Regions from separate parts of the Homo sapiens genome. Here region 2 is linked to region 1. Evidence: chromatin loops called from intact Hi-C (ENCODE). Cell type or tissue: gastrocnemius medialis. All regions are shown on one strand. Links, peaks and the distances in the headings refer to the core of each region. The heading gives the core; the rest is flanking DNA.

Region 1 (11,474 bases), core at 1,352-9,351:
CACTGCACTCCAGCCTGGGCAACAAAGCAAGACTGTCTCAAAAAAAAAAAAAAGAAATAACTAAAGTATCTGGGAATATTAAACCATGACTTCAAAGCTGTCCCTCTTGCAGCCTCAGTGAGGTGCGAAAGGTCTCTGATTTCAGGCACCCCTCACTCTGGCTTAATTCTTTCACTCTCACATATGGTTGTCTGATAAATCCAGCTAAAAGCAAAACCTGTGATGAGGTCTCAACTTGCTCCTCTGCCTCCCAACCCTCCCTTTAAGCTTGTGACCAAATTGCTGAATTCACCTCCTTTCTCATAGATCTGCCTGAAAAAAAAAAGAAAAGAAATCAGAAGACAGGTCCCCCCCCCACCCCACCCCCAGTTATCTCAAATGTCACGGCTAGGAAGTTTAGGCTGCATGGACCATCAAGACCCTACAATAAATTGAAGTAACAAACATATTACCTTCTCCCGAATCCTCTCTGAACAGATCACCGTTTCTCTACCCTCCCCAAGGGAAACTCTGATCAAACAAATCTAGCCACTCTTTCCCTTAAAGAGCAAAACTCACAAAATTAAGTTAAAAATTCATTCTTGAAGGTTGGAAAACAGCAGGAAATGTCTTTATTCTACATATTAAAACTTCCAGAGAAATCAATAAAACAAAGAATGTAACTAGCTGTCCTTCAAGAGTTTAAATAAAAACACACAACTAGCAAAATTATGAAGTGTGTCTTTCAGGATCCATTTTTCTGGACATGACTCAGACAACCAGCCATTTAAAGCCCTCTTTACATTTAGTGTTTTTAATATCTGCTCTTAAATTCTTAATTCATCCCAAAGTGCAAATGATTAATATTAAATTTCCTTTTTTCTTAAGAATGTTTATTTTAGCAAGAAAATAGTAACTTCCAGTACTTGTGGAACAACAGAACAAAGACCTTCCATACCTCATTTATATTGATCTTAATGTAGCGTGTCTATTACTAAAGACATTTTACAGAATAAAACCCCAAATAGTCTTAAAAAGATAATTTGATTTTCTTAAGGACCATTCTCCAAATTCTTCGGACCCCAAAGACCACACCACACTCTTCCTCTATCAGGCTGCTACAAGATGAAGGAATGATCAACTAATTTACAGAATTTTAGGCTTTACCTAGAGCAGTGGAGAATGCAGTTTTTAGAGTTTTAATATTTGCTCACCCTTCCCCATATAAAGCAGAGTCTCAAATATAAACCCAGATTTCCTGCCTGCAACTGTAAATTCAGTTTCTGGATATACATCACCAAGATAAACTGTTAGATACAAGCATCACCCAGATGTTTTGTAGTATTCATATTAATAATCCTATAAGCCTCTCTTTGGGGCAGAAAACAATGATCATTACTGATCCAATTTCCATTACTGGATGAAGACTCCCAACTACTAATACAGATACATGTGTCTATCCCTCCCTTTACAGCTAACATATAAGGGCTAAATGGAAATCCTAGTAGTACAGCATTTATCTATCATTTTGCAATAATCTGTGGGCAGATAACACAATAGCGACTCGTTCCTTTAATTCAATTTCATAATCAGAAGTGATATGCAAAATATAAGTACAGAAAAGCTATTTTCAGAAAATATGATCTGATTTTTCACAGTTTTTGAATAAGCAAGATAAACGTTATAATTTGGAGTATGGTAATGGCTTTGGGAATTGTGTTCTGAGAAGTAAAATAAAAAGGGATTTAGCATGTAGATTAATCATATGGCTTTTCCAAAGATTCAAAATTTTGAGAAAGCCATTTTTAACATATCTGAAAATCACTTAGAATTTTCAGTGCCATCCTAGCCTCTTCCTCTAATTTTGGTTCATAACCACATCTTATTTTGCTGGATTGCAATGGACTTTGAGGTTGCAATATGTTTTATCTGATGCTGATTCAATTTAGACAATAAAGGATTGAAGTTCTTGAAAGAAACATCTGGCCAACAAAACCTGATATGAGCAGAGAAACTATTAATCATTACTTTAGGTTATGGAAAATCCCACATTCAAATGAACCAAAAAGATTCTTGAAAATCTATCCCTCTACTCCCCATGAGGAAACAGTAGATTTTTCTAAAGCTCCCTGGGTGACAAATGCTGTCTGGTTACAACCATCTTAGCTAGAGCTAAGATGGTTTCAGAATCAAACTACAAATCATTTTGAAAGTTTCCTGTTTTGCAAACTCCGGATATAAGCTAAAGCGATTTTTCTATTCACTACCTAGACATCACCTGCTCATCAACAGATTTTAAAGCATCTTGCAGAGGCAAATTTCCAAAAAAGGTAGCCTAAGTACTTATCCACTATACCACCTCTTCAAAAGCAGCAGAGAATAAATACAAAGTTGTCTGATTAGTCAGTAAACAAAATGAATTCAAGCTGAGGTGCCTGAACACGGGCAAAGGAATGTTTTGTGCCACAGGCCCAAAAGAACAAAGCTCATTTTGTTGCACATTATCAGGTGTCATGGTTCATATCCTGGAGTGCCTTTAGAGACCCCAGGTGTGGCTGCTGCTCAGTGTTTCAGAAACATTCTTCTGTTTGGAAGGACATTGAAGAGCCGTAAATGCCACAACAGTTTCTCTACTTTCTAGGCCCTCTATGGTTTTGAAATTCATCCCATCTCCTTGGATTTATATTGATTGTGGGTATGGCTTAGTGGTGATGGGGGAAGGGGTCTAGTTCTCCAGGAGGAACTCAAAGGAAGGCAGTTGTATAGAACCACAGAAACATATAGAATTATAGAATAAAGTATTCTGAGCAGCTAATAAGACGACCATTTACTACTTTGCCACACAGAGGGAAAAGAAGGAAAACAGCTCCCAACAAGGAAAAAAAAAATAAGTACCCAATGGTCCTCTTCCCTCTTTTGAGCATGGCTGTTGTTTCGGGGTTTTTCCAAGCCTTGTTTTTTTTCATCAATTATTTTCTTTGATGCCTACTTCACTATGCATGGGAACAGAAAGCAAACTATTAGAAATTTTCACACTGCCAGAAGTTCAACAAATGAGTCTACAATTCCCAAGGCCCAGGGCCTAGAGAAATACCAGCTGAAATTAAAATAAGGAGAAAGAGAATCGATAAAGAGGTTAATTAGCTTATGTGGTACAGTCGAGGGAGGCAGAGCATTTTGCTGGGAAATAGCCAGGATGTCCCAATGGGGAGATGCAATCTTCTTAACCAAACGAGATGCCTGGGGAACTCTTTTCTCCAATACTTCATGAACACTAAAAAACAAAGCCACAGATACAAAGGACAGAGTGCTGGCCATGAAGAATCATGGGGAGCTACTTCATAAACACTTTAGGAAATACTGTTTTGCCCTCCAGCCAATTTCCTCTAAGCTTCAAGGTCAGAAAGAACTTTACAAAGGGTGACTAGCTGAGGAGTCATCCAATTTACTTCCTACTGACCCAAAAGAGAAGCCATTTATTACCACTGGCAGGAATGGATGAATTCTGACCATCCCCATTCTGACTTGGGAGTTTCTTTTTGACTGCAGTAGGGTATTTGAGTTTGAGGCCAGGGATCAAAATAAACTGAATGCTCACTCAGGACAGAAGAGTAACACTGGCCCCCCATGAAGAGAGTCCTCTGCACTTCCCCAGGGGTGAGTGTGTGACTGTATATTTTCAGTTTGGTATAAAAACATCAGGAGCAGAATAACTCACCTGCTGAGAGACAGGTCTACTTCCCTAGGTCTGAACATCCTTTCCATCTTTCTTTAAACTTAAAAAGCACCTATTAAGAACTGTTTACTCTGGTTTTAAAGTGGAACTGACATGACAAGCGGCTGCACAGAAACAGGCCGAGAGAGGAACAATGAAGTCATGAAGGAGGCAGCCCTGGGCCCATTTCATCTCAAAAGAAGACTGCTCACCACTGTATGCTACTCTGCCAAGGTCCTAGAGACTTAGAAGAAGCAAGGAACCATGCTGTAGAACCAGGGCAGGCGGTACTCTAGAACTGGGAATTCATTTTCCACAGGCTTAATGTAAAAAGAGGTTTAAATGATTCCATGTAACTGGCCATCATGGCAGCATGCAAATTTACTTAGCATTACAGGAGTCCAAATTTCAGCTCTAACCCTACCAGACATGTGACCCTGACACTTTAACCACTCTCAGCTTCAGTCACCTCATCTGAGAATAACATCTCCCCATCTCAGATAGGAACTGGGACAGAGTCTTTGTGAAATACAAAGCAGATGTTCATGACATAATAACTATTGCTGTTGCTGTAGACCTTGTTTGATAGTATTTATGCTCATCACAGCACTCTGTCCTTGTGATCTGGCTTCTCAGAATGGAAAACAACATTCTAACGTCAATAAAAGCATGAAGAACATGTCAGGTACTTGAGAACCCATGCCACTTTCAAAGCCTAGCTGGGGTTCCCACCAGCAACAAAGAGCCAAAAGCACTGTCCGCCAAGATCCCCTTCTCTTGGGACATCAACACCCCATTCATCTTTGCCATAAACTAAGCCACACTTGATGTGACTTTCTGGAGAGCAGGCTACTTTTTCATCCCAGCTCAGATTCTGATGGCATTACACTGCCCGTGGGGATGGAATTCCACACATGCGGACAGAGACACAGCTTCTCAAAATCCCTCAATATCAAACTGCTGTTGAGATTCTGATTTCATTGCTGATGAATCTCATTCCTGAGGTACAAGTCACAGAGCCTTTTATGGTTCCTGCATTTGGAGATTGTCCCTAGCCACTACAGACAAACACATCATCTTGTGCTTAGAGACTGGTGCTTTTGTCCCTCATCTTCATTTTTCCACCACAGTGATGATGGATGCCCTGCGATCTCATGAAGAATAATGACAGCAAAATGAAAAGCGTATGTGTCATCTCTGGGAAGACACGTGGGCAGTAAAATATAGCTGTACCAAGGCTTTGTGGCCATAACTCCTAATATCTCTGTGCAATTGGAAATGATTTTTAAAAACCTTTATGATTAATATTTTATCTAGAACTCCTACCACTGTGGAGGAATAGAACAAAGAAAATGCACATCACAAAGGGCCTTCAGCATCAATAAGTAAGAAATCTTTAAAGAGCTACACTATCTCACTAATGATTTCCCTACTGACCTGAATCAACTTTCAGAGAGAAAATGCAAGTAATAAAGGCCTAGGAGATGGGAGGATGACTCATTTGTTTCTTCTTCTAGCTGTTTTCTAATTCCCCTCACCTTTTTCCAATGCCCCATGTCAATCAAAGAAAGGAATGCCAACAGGCTCTCCTCACAACTGCCTGTAGCAACTACATAAGGAACCCACGAGACCAGTAAAGAAAAGCCAAGTCCAGACTCCTCTTGGTCAGGGTCAGCCAAGTTTCAACTTAAAATAGATAAAAAGGAAGCTCTTCCAAGTCAGGCCCAATTTAGGACTTCGCTCCATTTCTTCCAGGGACACCATGCCAGGACCTGCCCTCCTTCTGCCCACTCCACCTGGTTCCCATAATTTTTCTTCCTGTTCACTTGACCCTCTAAGAAACTCTGGAAGTGGGGTTTATCCTATTGGTGAAGTATCAGCTAAGACAATTCAATGATGATAATCTCATTATAATCCCAGTAACCAATTTAATTAATTTACTCCTTGGACTGCTCAGAAGTTCAGTCTCTCTCATGTACACACATAAAATAATCAGACACATGTGCGCGCACACACACGCAAACACGCCACTGAAATTTGACTTCTCCTTACAAATATTCATGGGTCTATCAACCTTGTAGTGTGCTGTAATAATCTACATTTTGTGATTTTCCTGTGCACAGCTTACATCCCACAAAGTCAAGGACAGTGTGTTTTATATAAGAGAGAGAGAGAGCATGCACACGAGAGAGAGAGAGTGTATGTGTGTGTGTATATGGCACATAGTGTGTACTTTATAAATGTTGGGGGAATAAATCTCAAACCTGGACTTTACATTCAGGCAGAGTGTTGACAAAAAGTTGGAAGGACAGACCTAATATTTAAACATAACCTTTAACCAGAAGGCAGCCACATGAATCTTTCAAGAGTCGCCATTAGGAACGCACCCACGGCTGATGGGATAAGACTCAGGTTTTAGGGTTAAGTAAGAGTCAGCAGTTGTCTATTGGCAATTGATAACTATTCCTGAACACTCTGCCTGGTGGCCTAGAAGCTGACCCCTCACAGGAGTCCAGTCAGGACCACTGAAGATATGAGGAGCCTCTAACACTAAGCCCTTGAACAAAGAAGGTGGAAAGGATTCCAGTGCCTTACATTTTGCTTCACCCTCACGTTGGAAAGACCTTAACACTCACAAATGGAAAGAAATAACCCAATAGATTACTATACAAAAAGAGGGAGGAGAAAACAAATTGCCTGGCTAATCTCATGGCCAACGGTAAAGAATTAATAGAAATTAAGGCAAAAAACTGGAAAGTGGTATCCACAACTGAAAAGCACAACCTCTTAATAAGCCAGGCACCCTTTATAATATCATGGAATCATAATTCTGAACTCTGTCATTGTCTGTTTCATTGTCCTTGTCTGTCCCTCACCCAGTGCTCTTCAAGAGATCCATTACATCCCTCTTCTTGCCCTCATTTACTAAAGCCCTCAAGGTATTAATCTGTAGTGCAGAGCTTGGCTGTTGCGTGCCATATAAGAGGATGTGACAATCCTTTGCTTGTCCAACCTTTAGTTAGCCTTCTGAATCTCCTCCTAGGCCCATCTATGCACTTCCTTGTAAAATCCAGTTTTAGCAAAAGAACCCTGCTAAGTCAGTTTAGCTAGAACCACCTATCCTCAATAGCTGATAATCCCTGTTATCTGATTATGTTCCTCATCCTCCACCATGCCCCAGGTGATGTCTGATCACCCGGGCTTGTTTTCAGCAAGAGTCCTGTTAGGTTGCTTAGCCAGAATCCCCCTTAATCCTGAAGTTTCCTCTTAGTAGGTTTCCACCTGCTAACCCCCACACAGCACCTAGGCTATAAATTCCCACTTGCTCAAGCTGTATTCAAAATTGAGGCCATTATTTCTCTCCCGCTGCAAGATGCTATTGCAATGGTTCCTGTGCCTCTCCCAATGACCTTGAATAAAGTCTGCCTTACTGTGCTTTTCCCAGTGTCACTGAATAACTTTTTTCCCTAACAGATGAAAACCTGGGGAAATGGCATCCCTTCCCATCCCCACCTCCTCCCCAAGAGACACACACATTTTAATGAAAGCATTAATTTCCAAGAGGGGAAGGATGTGTTGATTTGGCCGGGGTGGATGGAGAGAGTGACTAGGGTACAGAGGCTCCCATAATTAATAGCATCTTTGTACTATGAGTTCTGTGGAGCTAAATTGACATGCTCTTGAGAAAACAAGGGGTTTGAGCTCAGCTCACAATGGTGGCTGCACCATCTGGTTTCCAATGAGTTGTTTTTAGCTAAATTTTCAGTTAGGCTCATTAAAACCTAAGACACTTCAGTGTTTAGTTTAAACAAATGGGCTCACACAGCCCATTTTAAAAACTCAATAGAACCTTCCTTTCCTTTAATGGCTAAAATGCTTTACAAAATTCCTTGGGGTCAAATAGGATGTTTTTCCAAAGCTAGTTGTTTAAAGCTATTCCTAAGTAACTTCTCACAAGATAACGAGGGTTATTACCGAAATATTGCAAATTTTATTTTCAAATATTTTCCTAAAGTTTCTCTTATATAAAGGTTTATCTTACATTAGGTATTTTAATAAAAACCTATCACCACTAGCAACAGATTACTTAAAAGCTTATGAGTCACATTTCAAAGAGATTTTGTCGGCTCTCCTTTCTTCCTCTATCAAAAGCCTACTGTGTGGAAGGATTGAGGTCCTCTGCCTGGTCTCCAGCCTCAGCTTTGGTGCCATGCCTCTCCTCCCACCTTCACCCATACAAGGCTACTCTCTTGCCCTTTGTGGCTATAGCATTTCTCCCACCCTTCTATACTATGCCACATCTTTACACCTTTGCTCATGCTGATTGCCTTCCCTTTTTTTGCTTAGTAAACAGACATACATATTTTATGATCCAGCCCAAGCATTACTTTCTGTGTTCAAGTCTTCTTGATATTTCTCCCCAAGCAAAATCGATTGCTTCCTCTTCTCCTTATACATAATTTTAGTCACAACTTCCCACTTACTTATTTGCATGCCTGTCTTCCCTACTAAATGTCAATCTACTTTCAAACAAGAACCCCAGCAGGAATGATAATTCCTGGTAAGTAATCAAGAAATGTTTGTTGGTTGGATGGATGGATGATGGATGGATGGATAAATGAATATCATTTTTGATAAAATCAAGGCAAACAGCCATGTCATAATTCCGAGTGTAAAGAAATCTATTTTAATTTCCTGTCTTCCTGTACAGAGTATGACTTCCTTGTATAAATATGACTCATTCATTCAACAACTGAGCACCCAATCCTATGGGTCATTGCTTCAGGTGGTGTGGCTACAGCAATGGGCGAGGCACCCTCTTCTAATGAAGTTTGAACAAATAAATAAACAAATGCAGACCATTTCAGATAATGATGTGTGTTATTCAGAGAATCAAACAGGAGAGAAAACACAAGGGCTGGATGGTTTGCCGGGAGGAGACACAAAACTTTGGTTTGGGTAGAAAAATCCTCTGTGAAGAGGTGACATTTGAGCTGTTTCCTGGATAACAAGACGCCAGGTTTTATGAACAACTAGGATCAAATATGAATACTATTATTTATAACCTTTTCAATCCTAACCCAGCAGCGGGGTCAGTGGTTAGCCACTCTGGGGGTCACTGGGAGCAAGATAGTGACAGTGGCCTCACTCTGCTCACCTCTCCAAGGGAGTTTTCACAACTGTGCTGATGAACCATGCTAGAGTGAGGGCAGACTGACCTAGACCTAGAGGCTTACCTTCCCTTCGTTTTGTTTAGAAAAACTGTCTGCTCAGTTTGATTTCACTGACCTTTTTAATAAAACAACCAGATTTAGTGTTTGCCTGTCCTCATGTACCCCTCCCATCACATCACACCCCACCCCACCCCACTCCACCTCCTCTGTGATATCAGCCTGAATGTCATTCTTCATCACTTTCATCTGAAAGTGATTAGATTGACAGAAAGAACAAAAGCTGGTGTTTCACATCTCAATTTGTCTTGTCCCCCAGAGTCCATAAATCAAACAAAAATTCTACACAGCTCCTTAAAATACTCTGAAAGATAAAAGATCAATGTCTGGAAGCAACTTCTTTCAGGCATTCAGAACAGAAGCAACAAGTGAGAAATAAAGCTGCCCATTCCTAATCTTGGAGTAGTTTTTCCTGGCTTCTCAAGAGGAGTGGCATTTGCAAAGCTCTGTGGTTAAAGCACTGTGGAAAGCAGTTGTATTAATATACTTATGAAGAACTGCAAAAAAATGCCAGTTCGTTTTTTACTAAGCAGTCAGTTGCCTACCAGAAAAAATTCTTCCCTTCTTCCTTGATGAGGGAACCTCAATTTTGTTCTAATATCCATGCCTCAATAAAACCACACTATTTCTGGTTTTTGTTTAAATCCTGGTCTATCCTGATAATCCCAGCCCTCTTGCAAGTGACTGGTTTAAGGGGTGGTTGTGACCTGTATGGGTCAATGAAGTAGGAGGCAAAAATCCATTGGAGGTGTCTGGAAAATTTTCCCTTCTGATGAAACACTCATAGAAAGAGACAGCCCTTTTCATAGTGCTGGACATTATCATGCCTGTATCTGACACATAGAACTTATAAAGCCATATTGACTGTCCAGGTAAGCTAGCCTAAAGAGAAGCTAAAAGCCTTCCAACTGAAAACTGCTGTCATCTTGAAAATTCACCAGGCTATTCCCAGCCTTAAAAACAAGCAAGTTGGGATAAACTTGAAGGTCTATTCCAGCTCAAAAAGTATGGGATTCTCACCAAGGCACCTTTTAGTGCTATTTTAGTTAGTAGAGCCAGTGTTGACATATGTGATGCTACTTGTAAAAAAAACTCTGCCAGGTGACCAGAGACTCATAGGGAGTTTTGTTCATAGGAGGATATGAATTGGGATTTGCATGCCCAAAGGCTTTCAAATTTAACTTTTGGAATAAATCAAGAATCAGAGCAGGTTAAGGAAGGGCATTAGGAGAAATAAGACGTTTACACTGACTGTACCAGACTGCAACTCTGTCAACAGAGAGGAACAATTTTGAGAGAAAAAAAGGAGGGGGTTTTCAAATTTCAATGATGTTGCCTTTTAAAAAATCTCCATTTATTCATTTATCCATTTGACACATTTTTATGGAACACCTACAATTTGGTAGGCAATGTCTATATGCAATGATGTATAAAACATACTTTTCCTTTAGGAATTTTTCCTTTAGGAAAAATTCTTTCCTAAAGGAGTGAATAGTAAGTTCAGTGAAGGTCATAGAAAAGTAAAAATATATTACAGTATTTCTGACAAGAGCCATTATTAGAAGAAAGCCCAAAGGAGTATGGGAGGCCAGCCAGGTAAGGGGTGCTTACCCTAGGATGGAGCAAGTGGTGTAGGAAAGGCTTCCTATGGAAGCAACCCTTAAACTGAGACTTGGAGGAGGTTATGGAGGGCAGGGCGGGCAGAGGCCTGGCACACTGGCAGGAACACAAATGTTTTAATAAGGCTGGAGTACTGGGTGTGAGGCAGGGAGCTGTAAAGCTAGAGAGGTAAAAGCTGGGACCAGGTCACCTGAGGCATGCTACGGAGTTTGTGAGATTTTATTTTATATATGTATGTGTGTGTGTGTGTATATATATGTGTGTGTGTATATATATACATACACACACACACACACACACACACACACACACACACACACACACATATATATATATATATATATACACCCCTTACCTGGCTGGCCTCCCATACTCCTTTGGGCTTTCCTCTAATAATGGCTCTTGTCAGAAATACTGTAATATATTTTCACTTTTCTATGACCCTCACTGAACTTACTATTCACTATTCACTCCTCTAGGAAAAGAATTGTATGTTTTATACATCATTGCATATAGACATTGCGTACCAAATTGTATACACGTATAATACACACACACACACACATATATATATATTTTATTTTCAGACGGAGTTTTGGTCTTGTTGCACAGGCTGGAGTGCAATGGTGCTATCTCGGCTCACCTCAACCTTCGCCTCCTGGGGATCAAGTGATTCTCCTGCCTCAGCCCCCCGAGTAGCTAGGATTACAGGCATGCGCTACCACACCCGACTAATTTTGTATTTTTAGTAGAGATGGGGTTTCTCCATGTTGGTCAGGCTGGTCAGTACTTGGGAGCAGTGTGAAACAGAAGGAAATTTGTCTGCAGGTGCTTTCTAAGGCCCCCATCCCGGGTTCCCTCACACTCTCCAGAAGCTCTCAAATTAGAAATTCTATAAGCTTGCTTCTGCTGTGGAATCAATGAATGTG
Region 2 (11,474 bases), core at 1,385-9,384, 62 kb after region 1:
CAACTGTAAAATGTTCTGAAAATATAAAATGCAACACAAGATCTAAAAGTCATTAGTAACAACAACCACAAACCCCCCCTCCTGCTTTATCCTGAAGTGAGCCTTTCAACCAGAGGGAAAAACACGAATTGCCTGAGGAAGCAGGGGTAGGAGATGTGAGGACTAAGATTCTGCTTTGAAAGCAGAAAGGGAAGAGTTGCCACCATTTTAACATTTAGTGACTAGCTTATTTATATCCCCCTTGGCCACAGTGACAAAAACACAGCTTTATTTCTAAAGACAACCACACGGGCCATTATTCAGCCAGCCTTCTCAACTGATGATGACGTGAACTGTGAATCCACATTTTTTCCTGTTAATAGACAACTGAAATGGAACAAATATCCTGAACTCACCCTGATCTCTTACCACTGAAGAGAGCAAACACAATACTCTATTCATTCTTTCATCCAAATTCAATCATTGACCCACACATTAGTGCACCATGGTGTTGTGCATTAAATTAGTTCTCATGAACTTCTCTCCAGAAGGGTGTATTAGTTGCCCGGAGCTGCCATAATAAACTACCACAAACTGGGCGGCCTAAAATAACAGAAATGCATTCTCTCACAGTTCTGGAAGTGAGGAGTCTGAAATCCAGGTGTCAAGGTGTCATTGGGAGTTGGTTCTTTCTGGAAGTTCTGAAGAAGAAACAGTTCCATGCCTCCTTCCTAACTTCTTGTGGTTACCAACATTTCTTGACATTCCCTGGCTTACAAACTCATCCCTCCCATCTCTGCTCCCATCTTCACGTGGCATTCCCCACTGTGTCTGTGTCTGTCTTTTCTCCTCTTCTTATTGAACACCAGTCAAACTGGATTAGGACCTACTCTAATCAAGTATGATCCCATCTTAACTTCATTACATCTGCAGAGACCCTATTTCCAAATAAAGTCATATTCACAGGTACTGGGTATTAGGACTTCCTCATATATTCGGGGAGATACAAACTCATGACACAGGGCATTTCACAGTTGTTTTATACTACTGCCTTCTTAACCAAGAAAGAGGCTCTCACTGGCGTCAAGGAGTTTACAGCCTAGAGACAGAGACCCATAAATCTGTCTTCCCCGCTCTTCCCATAGCTGCAGTTTTAGCTTTGTGGGTTTGGTGCTTATCACCTTATCACCCATCTCTGCCAGAAGACTGTAAGCTCCCAGAGCACAGGCAGCATCCATTTTCTGCTTCCCATTACATTCCCATCTTCTTGCACAGTACAAGATAAAGCTTTCAAGAAATAATCGTTGAATGAATGTATGGATAGATGAGTGAATTACCTAGATACAAGCAGAAATGAGAAAAGCCTATACAGGCAATAAAGGTACACACAATAGGCCAACAAGGAGGAATAGAGAGAAAGAAATAATTGATTCTGATTAGTAGGGATATAGAAGGTTTCATGAAAGAGGAGGCATTTGAGCTCAGCCTTGGAGGATCGGTAGGATTTTATAAATGAATAAGGAGTAAAATTTATTCCCTGCTGACCAAACAGTATGAGCAAAGGCCTGCAGACATAAAGTATGGTCTTCGGGAGAACAGTTAATAGCCCAGGCAAGCTGGAGCAAAGAGTATCTAAAGGGATTTAAAAACACTTTGGATGAAAAGGGGAAGAAAGGCAGCTCACAGAGGCCTATAAACTAGGCTATTCTGAGTGCAGTAAGAAGCCACTGAGCTTTGTGGAGAAGGGAAATGATTTGCTCCTACCTGTGCTTCAAAAGGAAAAAATATATAGGAATGGTTCATACATTGATCTTTTGTGTCCTCCTGCCTGAATGATAGTTCTTATATTACTATAAGGAGTATTTGCGTATTTTATATTTACCCATGCAACTACTATTTACTTGATTTGCCTAAGGAACTAAGAACTATATACAAGCGATTACATTTTATAATTACACAATTATATGATATATATCATATAAAATATATAATTATATGATATATATCATATAAAATATATAATTATATGATATATATCATATAAAATATATAATTATATGATATATATCATATAAAATATATAATTATATATCTTTTATAATTAAAAGATCGTATCTGAAAAGTACTTAAATAGGATAATATCACAGGTCCTAAATTTCTTCTCCAGAGAATGACCTGGAGTTTAAGGCCCAGGGGAAGATGATTAACTACCAAAGTAATAACAAGGACTTTCACCTGTAACAAAGCAGTTGTTCCGGGTCAGGCCAGGTTCTTTGGTTTAGGTTTGAGCATGGGAAGTCCACAGACCAAGTATATTAACAATCAAGGTGGTGCAAGACTACCATTTGTTGTTCTCTCCAGGAAGCACCAGGGACTCCATCACTCATCACAGGCATCTGGATAGCAGCCAAGCACCATGATAGTGGGATGTGGGAGAGACACTCCAGCTATCCATGGAGGACTGCTCAATGGCTGAAATGCTGCCAAATGGAGAGACATGTACTATGGTCTTGGTGCCACCAAAAGTCTTCGGTAATAATGCAACTATTCTTAGGAAGAAGTATTCAGTCACTCATCTGTAAAGGGATTCATTATATAGAACTGTTAACCAAGAGAAACAACTACCTCTTTGCCCGCTTAGGCAAATGGGAGACTGGGAATCTGGACAGAGCGTGAGTGAACAGAATGAAGATGACAAGAAAGGGAAAGAAAGCTCTTTTCACCCTTACGAACCCTATAAGTTAGGCCCCAGACTTTCTAGTTTACAGTCATCACTTTGTTATTTAGGTTATAAGACAATAGAGGGGTTAGGATTGTGTTTTTCTGTTCACATTGGTATCCAGGTCCTAGCACGTAGTTGTATCAGACAAATGTGTGCCCAAAAGGAGTGAGCTGCTAGGCAGCGTGTTCCTATTCCATGGCACTTTGAGTATGCTTCTTGGAACTTGAGAATATATTGAAATTGTGCCCATGTGTCTACCTTTCCCATGGGACAGTAACCATCCTAAGGAAAGGAAACGTGTGTGCTTATTACTACTATAGTGCTTGACATTTAGAAAGCATCTAATTCTTAAAGCTCAGGGGGCTCAAATAACTTACATGAAGTTAAATAGCTCATAAACAAGAGGCTTAGATTTGTACTAGGTCTGTCTCCACCCCAACCCTATGCTGCTTCTATACCTCAGTGTAGAAAGAAGGAGAGTCATACTATATAGTTTAGCCTGAACCTGGCCTATAGATTGAAATGTCTCTGGAAACAGGTTTGCTGCTGCTTTCCAGCCTTCTAAATCAGACAGTTGCATAATTATTTAACATGAGTGTTTCAATTATTTAATGCCTGATCAAAACACAGGCGTAACATAATTTAAACACAAGCCAAAGCATATACACCACAAAAAAATACTGAGTCCAAGTAATCATTTTCCAAAACATATTAAGGTTTTTATTTACTAATGGTCTTAAATTTCTGTTTAAAGAGAATAAGCTTGGTTGGCCCTAGAAAATCTTGGAGAAATTCAAAGCAAAATTTCTTAAGTTAATTCTTATTGTATACATAATCTAGCTCTTATAAGGAAATATTGTAAACCTGTTTAAACCTATCCTCCTAAAACCCCTAGACATGTTCTTACTCATAAAAGACAGTAGAATAAATCTTCAAAACCTAATTATTTTAAAACTGAATGCAGTTCTTTACATGGTCTATCGATTTTATCCTTTTGCCAAGATATCAAAATTTTTTTAATTGAAAAAAAGCAACTTTGAAAATGCACTAGGCTTAAACCTCCTTTTATAAACTCTCAAATTAACACATCTTAGTTTAAGCACTAATGAAACACATTTCATTCCAGTGGGATTCCAAAGATTAACAATGTATCAACACATATCCCAATGAGTGCAAAAGAAAATTTATCCTAGACTTAGTATTAAAAATTACATGCCGGCCAGCATGGTGGCTCATACCTGTAATCCCAGTGCTTTGAGAGGCTAAGGTGGGAGGATCACTTGAGGCCAGGAGTTCAAAACCAGCCTGGTCAAAATAGCAAGACCCTGTCTACATAAAACTTAAAATACATAAATAAAAAAAATGTAGCTGGGAAAGATGATTGCACCTATAGTCCTATTTACTTGGGACGCTAAAATGGGAAGATTTCTGGAGCCCGGGATTTCGAAGCTGCCGTGAGCTTTGATCCTGCTACTGTACTCTAGCCTGGGTGACAGAGGAAGACTCTGTCTCAAAATAAAATATAAAATAAAATTTAAAATTACATGCAAAAACACCAGAAATGAAATTCTATCTTGAGAAACGCTTTATCCTTTGTACTTTAGATTTTTTCCAGAATGGGCAACTTTCCATAGTTTTATAGAAAATGTTTATATTGTTGGGCAAAAATTCTGCAGTTAAGTTCTAACCACAGTCTGGAAGGAATTTAGCATGAAGACAAGTTAAAATTACAAAGAGTGTTTTTCCCCTTACTGATAAATTAACAAGTTTAACTACTACGGCTAATAAAACATGCCTTAACCATCCTTCCTTGGTATTTTTTAATAGCTTTGGGAAGATTTGGGGGAAAAAAAAAGAGTTTCAGAGCAACATATTCATTGAGGTTAGCAGGTTGGCTAGGAGGTTAGTTGACCGGGTAACTGGCTGACCCGACAGACAAATTTTAAACATTTATTTTGCATAATTGAAGCAATAAAATGGATTTATGAGCAGTTGATTAGAGAATCAAGTTTGTTAAAATTCCTTTATAGCCTTACGTTTCTCAAGGCATTCAACCAAAAGGAACGAGACCTTTTTAAGGTACCAGAAATTAAGAAGGAAAATGCCCTGAAGAGACTGAGGTATTCTCCAAAAGGTCATAACCTTGTTGTATATCAAATCATTCTAATAGATATTCCAATGTTGCCTTCCAGAAGCATTCATCTGAGAAGACAGGATGTCTTAAGTACCTCCTTACAGGAAGGGTCAGTCTCTAAACACTGAAATTTAGAGCATCAGCCCTCACCCAATCTTGGAGGTTAGCTAAAAGCATCTTGAAGGATGACCCCGAAAGCGTAGGAGAGGAGAGTTTAATCTGTGGCTATTCAATATGCACCTGACTGCTCATGCCTGCAAAATAACCCATTTCTGGAGAAAGTTGTATAGCCTCTTCCATTTGCTCTCTTATAATTGATCAAGCCAGAGGAAAGGGGGTCCTCCATGGTTCTTCTGGACCCTTCCACGTTGGCCTATTATATTTCAGCAGTTTACCTCTTCTTTAATTAGCAGGCATAGCTCAAAGAACATAGACATTTTGATTTAAATTTTCTAATTTAGTACCCATGATGATATTCTAATGTGTCTTGCCCTCTGCCTATAAATTGACTAATAAAATTAAATAAATTGTTACTAGGGGCTTCACTAAAATGGTCTACAAATAAAAGATTACATCCAGAAGATAAAAAGAAAATACACAGGAAAATGACCCAGGAAAAAAGCTGACCTGGTCTGTCAATTTGCTCAGGTTGAAAATATGTGGAAAGAAATGTAATTGTGTTTTATGACACTTAAAGGGAAAAAGTACTTCTGATTTCAGTACTATCTAGAGGATAAAGTCACTACTTGATTCTTTGTTTCTCCAAGGTAAGAGTTTCCCATCATCAAGATGTCTTTCTCAAATACATGATTTATGGAAAAAAACAAAAAATGTTCAATGAGCATCTATGGATTTTGATTCAGAAACAAACAAACTTGCTAAATGGTCTTCTAACAAAATACTAATAATCCCATGTGGGCATACTTCACGCAGAGTAATGCCATTTGGCCCTCATATTTCTTAGAAAGCTTTTGCTGCATTCACATGACTTTCCAAAAGATAGGCAAGCAAAGAGCACTGTAAAGAGGCTGTGTCTGAGAGAAAACACATAGTTGGCTATTAATAGTCCCACTCCTGCTGGCTTGCCTAAACACAGGACTGGCTGTATTTCCCCATCCCAGCATAGAGGAACAATGTTACCCTGCCAATCAAATGCAGCATACTCCAACCTTAGGCCTTTGCAACGAAGCAGGGTGTCGGGTGGAAGACCAGTAGCTCAGAGGCTGTGACATCTGTAACTAGGATAACTCCAATTAAAAGTAGGGGGAAAAAATAATTTTTAAAACCTTATATAGTAATGAACTGGAAGGACGGAGAACAACGATTTCTTTAGCAACAGCTGTGCAGACTGATTTCTTTGAAAATCATGCATATACTTTCAAAAGCACTCAATCACAACTGCTGCCCTAACACTGGCAAATCCAAGAAATTCAAGACATGTAATCAAAAATAGATTTTCCCTTAAATTCCAAGGTCAAAGGCAGCATCTGTTGTTTCAGAGAACAAGAAGGACTTTCTTTTGGCTAATTAACTTATTGCGGTTTTCTAGCAGAAAAAAAAAAGTAAACCAAAATTGTCTAAATGTTTCTTCATCGTCTTAGGTCTTAGGTAATGCAAAACAGAAAACTGTATAAAGAGCATAAACATCCATTGTTTTGATATTTGAGTTGCACAGATAAAAGGCAGGCCACGCTGTAATTTTTAAAGCTGACAGGAAAATTCATTTTTATACCAAGTCCCCCTCATGCCATTTGGCTGTTAAATTATTCAAGGAATTCTCTGCTTATAAAGATTAATAATATCAACCCAAGCCATTTCTGAAAAGTACTTTCACCTCGTGTAGGAGACAGATGGACTACAGGAAAACAGCCTATTATGTTACAGGCAGACAAAAAGATTTCAGATTACCAGATTAACACACCAGGCGGGAAGGGAATGATAGAAAGTAGCGAGATATGAAATAACTGACAAATAGAACCAAATATCCCTCAGAGCCACTATTTTAAAAATAAATATAGTTTGGAGCCCATTGTAATTCAATTTTACCTGTTTCACTCCCAAACCCAGCTAATTAGCATAAATGTCAGTTCCAATTTAACCAAAGACTTTGAAAATCTGGTGGAACCTTATTAAAACACATTGGTATCAGGGGACAAAGACAGCACCTGCTTTCAAGGTCTTTTGTGTTTTAGTCAGAAATGTATTCTAAAACTCTGGGTATATGGGCTGAATCCAGAGTTTAGATTGTGGGATTTTATTGTACATTTGCATTATTTTAAATATCAACATCCCTGGAGAAGCTATTTTTACTCCTACAAAACCTAAACACTTCCTTATTTAGCAATGCTCTCATAGAGAAGGGATTTTCCAAAAGCTGTATTTCACTAAGGGTCAATATGAAAAAATTACAATGTCATTAAAATCACAGATTTTTTGTAGATTCACAGAAGCAGGCTCAGTGTTTTCTTTCAATAAATATCTTTTTTTTAGTTCAATACATTACTAATTAATTTTAATTTCACAAATAGTGAAATTATCTGAGCAAGAATCATTCTCATTTAAAATTGTCAAATAAGTCAGAAAAAGATCAATATCTCCCCTGCTTCAAAAATGACACTCCCAATTTTCACAGGTAACCACTGTTAACATTTAGTAAATACCTTTCAGAACCTTTTACAAGCATATATAAAGTACATCATTTTTGTAGTATAATGTGTTTTCTTTAAAAAAATAACTGGGACCATACTGTATTTTCTACAATTTCCTTTGATCATTCCAAATTGCTATGAAAATATGTCACACGTAACTTGAAAACTTGGTCTACTTCTACCATATACGCACATATGCAGGTAGGCAAACATACAGAAAAACACAAAATGGTGTAAAAATAAGCCACTAAGAAAAGGCTCTATGTCCCTCATTTCAGTGCTCAGGAAAGCTATAAGGCTGATAAAATGAAAGTGCCCCCTTTCCTCACCAAAGCTTTGGCTTTGTTATTAGTGTTTTTTTTGTTGTTGTTATTATTGTTGTTTTCTTTTCTTTTTTTTTTTTTTTTTAAGTGCAAGGTTGTGAAACTCTGCCAAGTGGTTCAAATCAGATCCACTACCTGCTTTTGTATAGCCAGTGAGTTAAGAATTTTTTTACACTGGTAAGTGTTTGGGGAGAAAACGTTTTAAAAGAACAGAATTTCATGATATGGGAAAGTTGTATGAAATTTACATTTTGGTGTCCATAAATGAAGTTTAATTGGAACACAGCCATTCTCATTCCTTTGTGTATTGTCTGTGGCAGCTTTTGTGCTACAAGAGCGGTAGTTGATTAGTTGTGACAAAGACCGTATTTCTAGAAAGATTGAAATATCTACTCTCTAGGCCCTTATCAAAAATGTTTGCCAATATCTGTTTTAGCACATGAAATTTATTTTCCTAACATCTTACTTGCAAAGTCTTTCTTCATATTCCATGTTGACACTCAGTGGGTAAAGATGACAGAAGTATGCTGGGGGGCAGGAGTAGAAAATGGTCCCTTCACATAACCCAACACATAGGTAACTTACGTATGCCCCTCCTAGACCTTCAGAAAACTCTATCAGGCTTAAAAATTACTTGTAATGTATTGCCATAAGAGTGATTTGTGGATTACACCGCATGGATTACGTTGCCCTAGAATCTAATTCATTCATCTATCTGGTGAGCACCTACTGTGTCCGAGGTCAGTGTTGGGCACTGACAATTTCGGGGTCAAGAAAATGGACATCATCTCTGCCCTCCAGAACTCCCACCCCAATATGTTCATTACAATTTCGCGAACCTATGAAAGTACATATCAGGGGAACTAAACACAGTCTGAAGGGTGGATGAGATTAGAGAAGATCTGAAGTAATTTCAGTATCATCAGATTGAAAATTCTTTAAAAATAAACAGTGTGAAGATACTGCACAGGAATCCAAGTGAGAATGACAGAAACTGACACCACCTGACTGTCTCTGTCTTCAAACTCTGCTCTTCATAAGCTATGATCTAGAGCAAAGGGAGCATTTTAGCCTCTGATTAAGATGGTATCTCCTTCCAGTTAATGTCAAATGGTTAGTGCTTGGTACCATCAATAGATTGAGAGTTTAAATTTGATTTTCTTAGTGTTTCTAATCCAACTATTATACCCAAAACCCCTCCACAGAAAACAGAAATGAAACTGCCAATCCCTACAGTAGCTCCAGTAAATATCCATTGGCATTTTAAAAAACAAAACGAAAACACCCTGCCCATGCTGCAATGTAATCCCAGTAGCTACTGGCAGTGACAGCTGGTCATTCCCAAGCAGAACGTCACCCAAATAAAATGTGAAAGAGAGGAGGGAGGAAGGGCAAAACCAAGATTTCAGCAATATTCTGCAATCCAGGAACCTATGGAGCATTTGGGTAAAGCTCTAGTAACTTCAAGGCTCTGTGCTTTTAAGGCTTGAATTCTTTTGAGTAACTGAACTCTGTGAGGACATTTAAATTGGGTCAGAGTCTCTCACTCTTACAGGCTTCCTTGGTATCCGATGTTCCTGTTGACTTCATAGAGAACTAAACAAGCATAAAAGGTCTCTAGAGAGAAGCAGCAACTGGAATCTAGGACAGAAAGAACAAAATGACTTTACATGGCTGCTACTAGGTTTCTGTTATTTTCATACAAATGGCTGAGTGAGCCCTGTTGTATCTGACACTATCTGCACTGGTTTCTCATTAGAACCTGAGCTGGCGAGGGTCAGGTGTTCTTGTTCATCTAATTGTTGGTAATTAGATGGGCCACCCTTACCTACACAAAGAACTCTGAGAACTAAAAAGGTTCTATTATTCACCAAATACAAAAAACCATAGAAGAGGACTGCAGGTAGCTAAGCTTTCGAAAATGTCAGTTTTGTTGTTATTGTTGTTGTTTTTTACCCACACATATCCAAATATCATCTAGCTCCAAAAGGAAAGATTTACGTAGTCGTCAGAAAGAGACCAGTTTGTTAAAGAGAAGAACTCAGGGCCGGGCGCGGTGGCTCACGCCTGTAATCCCAGCACTTTGAGAGGCCAAGGCGGGCGGATCACGAGGTCAGGAGATCGAGACCATCCTGGCTAACATGGTGAAACCCCGTCTCTACTAAAAAAAATACAAACAATTAGCTGGGTATGCTGGCGGGTGCCTGTAGTCCCAGCTACTCGGGAGGCTGAGGCAGGAGAATGGCGTGAATCCAGGAGGCGGAGCTTGCAATGAGCTGAGATGGCGCCACTGCACTTCAGCCTGGGCAACAGAGCCAGACTGTCTCAAAATAAATAAATAAATAAATAAATAAAACAAAAGAGAAGAACTCAGATTGGCTGGTGCTGTTTCTAACAGGAAAGCCTTTCTCTCTGCAAACAGGACAGAGACCAGGAAGACAAACACCAACAGAGGAGAAAGGAGAGGACATCCAAAAGTGGAGTGGCAATTATAAAGTAATGATGGTTTTATAAACAGAGACCAAAGGCAAAATGCCTTTGCTGACTAGTGGCTACGTCTAGGGATTAAGAAGCTCTGGACATCTGAGTAGCCTCCAAATATCCCTTTGCCATAGTCACATGAGTTGTGGCTAATAAGAACTAATTAACAAGTAAAACTTCAGGAAACACAATTAAATTTTAGATAAAGTTAGTATGTCCTGTAACTATTATGTAATATGGAACATACTTATAATGAGTATAATTATCTGTTATCTGAAATTCAAATGTTCATTCTTAATTCTAAATTCAACTTAATAAAATATTACATACTTTTAGTTATGGAACACACTTATCCTTAAATGTTATTGTTTATCTGAAATTTAAATTTCATTGAGGGTGTTGTATTTTATCTGGCAACTTTAATTGTGGCCAGTACAAACAGCCAAGGTCAGTAAACTATCAAGAATTTCGGGGAGCCGATAACAGTTTTCTGATATGCCAGAGGACCACTCTGGAAAGGGTTTATTTGGGGATTTGATTCATTAATTGATGTTTGCACAAGGGCTAGGAGGTACATAGTACTCGGGGGAACCTGCTTCTACCTCTTGAATGAAAAAGAGACAAACTTTGCTGACATCAGGGACTTTTGTCAGAAAACAAGTCCCAGAGCCCTTGCAGAATTGTGCCCACTCTTCTCGAGCCTCATCTGCTCTATCCAGAATTCATAACAACTGAGGTCCATAATGATGCCCTTGGGTCTTCGTGGGTTCAAATTTGTTTAGAAGTGTTCACTAAGACAGCATGTTATGTGGCAGGGAAGAGGAGAATTGGAAATGTTTCCAATATCAAGATTATATATTTCAAGCCCCTAAAAATTACCCCACCCAGAACCTTGAATAGAAAAAGAGGAAAGTTACCAAAAGTGATCAGTAAAACCAAGAGGAAAACTACAAAGGCATTGAATCAACCATTGGTTTTAAATGTTTTTAAAATTTGTTAGTGTATTTCTTTGGCTTTATTATGTAGTATATACAAAAATAATTGTTAATCTTTGAATTGCCTTTATCTTTCAAGATACTGATTCTCGTTACAGAGTATTATAGACAGACACACAAAAGCAGCAGCCATTTAACCTAAAACGACAGAAGCGTATATAACAAGTGTCCTGAAAGGCTTATGTGCATTTC

The links. Peaks named below come from ENCODE experiments on the same cell type or tissue, not always from the same donor. Only the 100,000 strongest peaks of a DNase experiment are listed, where the experiment ranks them.
Region 2: a loop joins it to region 1, with 10 times the contacts of the local background. A loop is called at or near these places in 3 of 110 quality-filtered maps.

The regions. Positions count from the first base shown.
Region 1 is chr3:171,253,243-171,264,716 of GRCh38, forward strand. The region is part of intron 2 of TNIK (TRAF2 and NCK interacting kinase); the gene reads right to left. Among named protein-coding and RNA genes, the nearest start is that of MIR569, 150 kb to the left of the region's middle. RefSeq lists enhancers at 2,546-2,595, 3,737-3,786. In gastrocnemius medialis, for the core only: no CTCF peak of the experiment used is centred there; a DNase peak (open chromatin) is centred at 5,349; H3K27ac peaks cover 4,717 bases.
Region 2 is chr3:171,314,966-171,326,439 of GRCh38, forward strand. All of the region lies in intron 2 of TNIK (TRAF2 and NCK interacting kinase), which reads right to left. Among named protein-coding and RNA genes, the nearest start is that of TNIK, 140 kb to the right of the region's middle. RefSeq lists an enhancer at 6,990-10,999. In gastrocnemius medialis, for the core only: no CTCF peak of the experiment used is centred there; DNase peaks (open chromatin) are centred at 5,976 and 9,126; H3K4me3 peaks cover 963 bases; H3K27ac peaks cover 5,487 bases.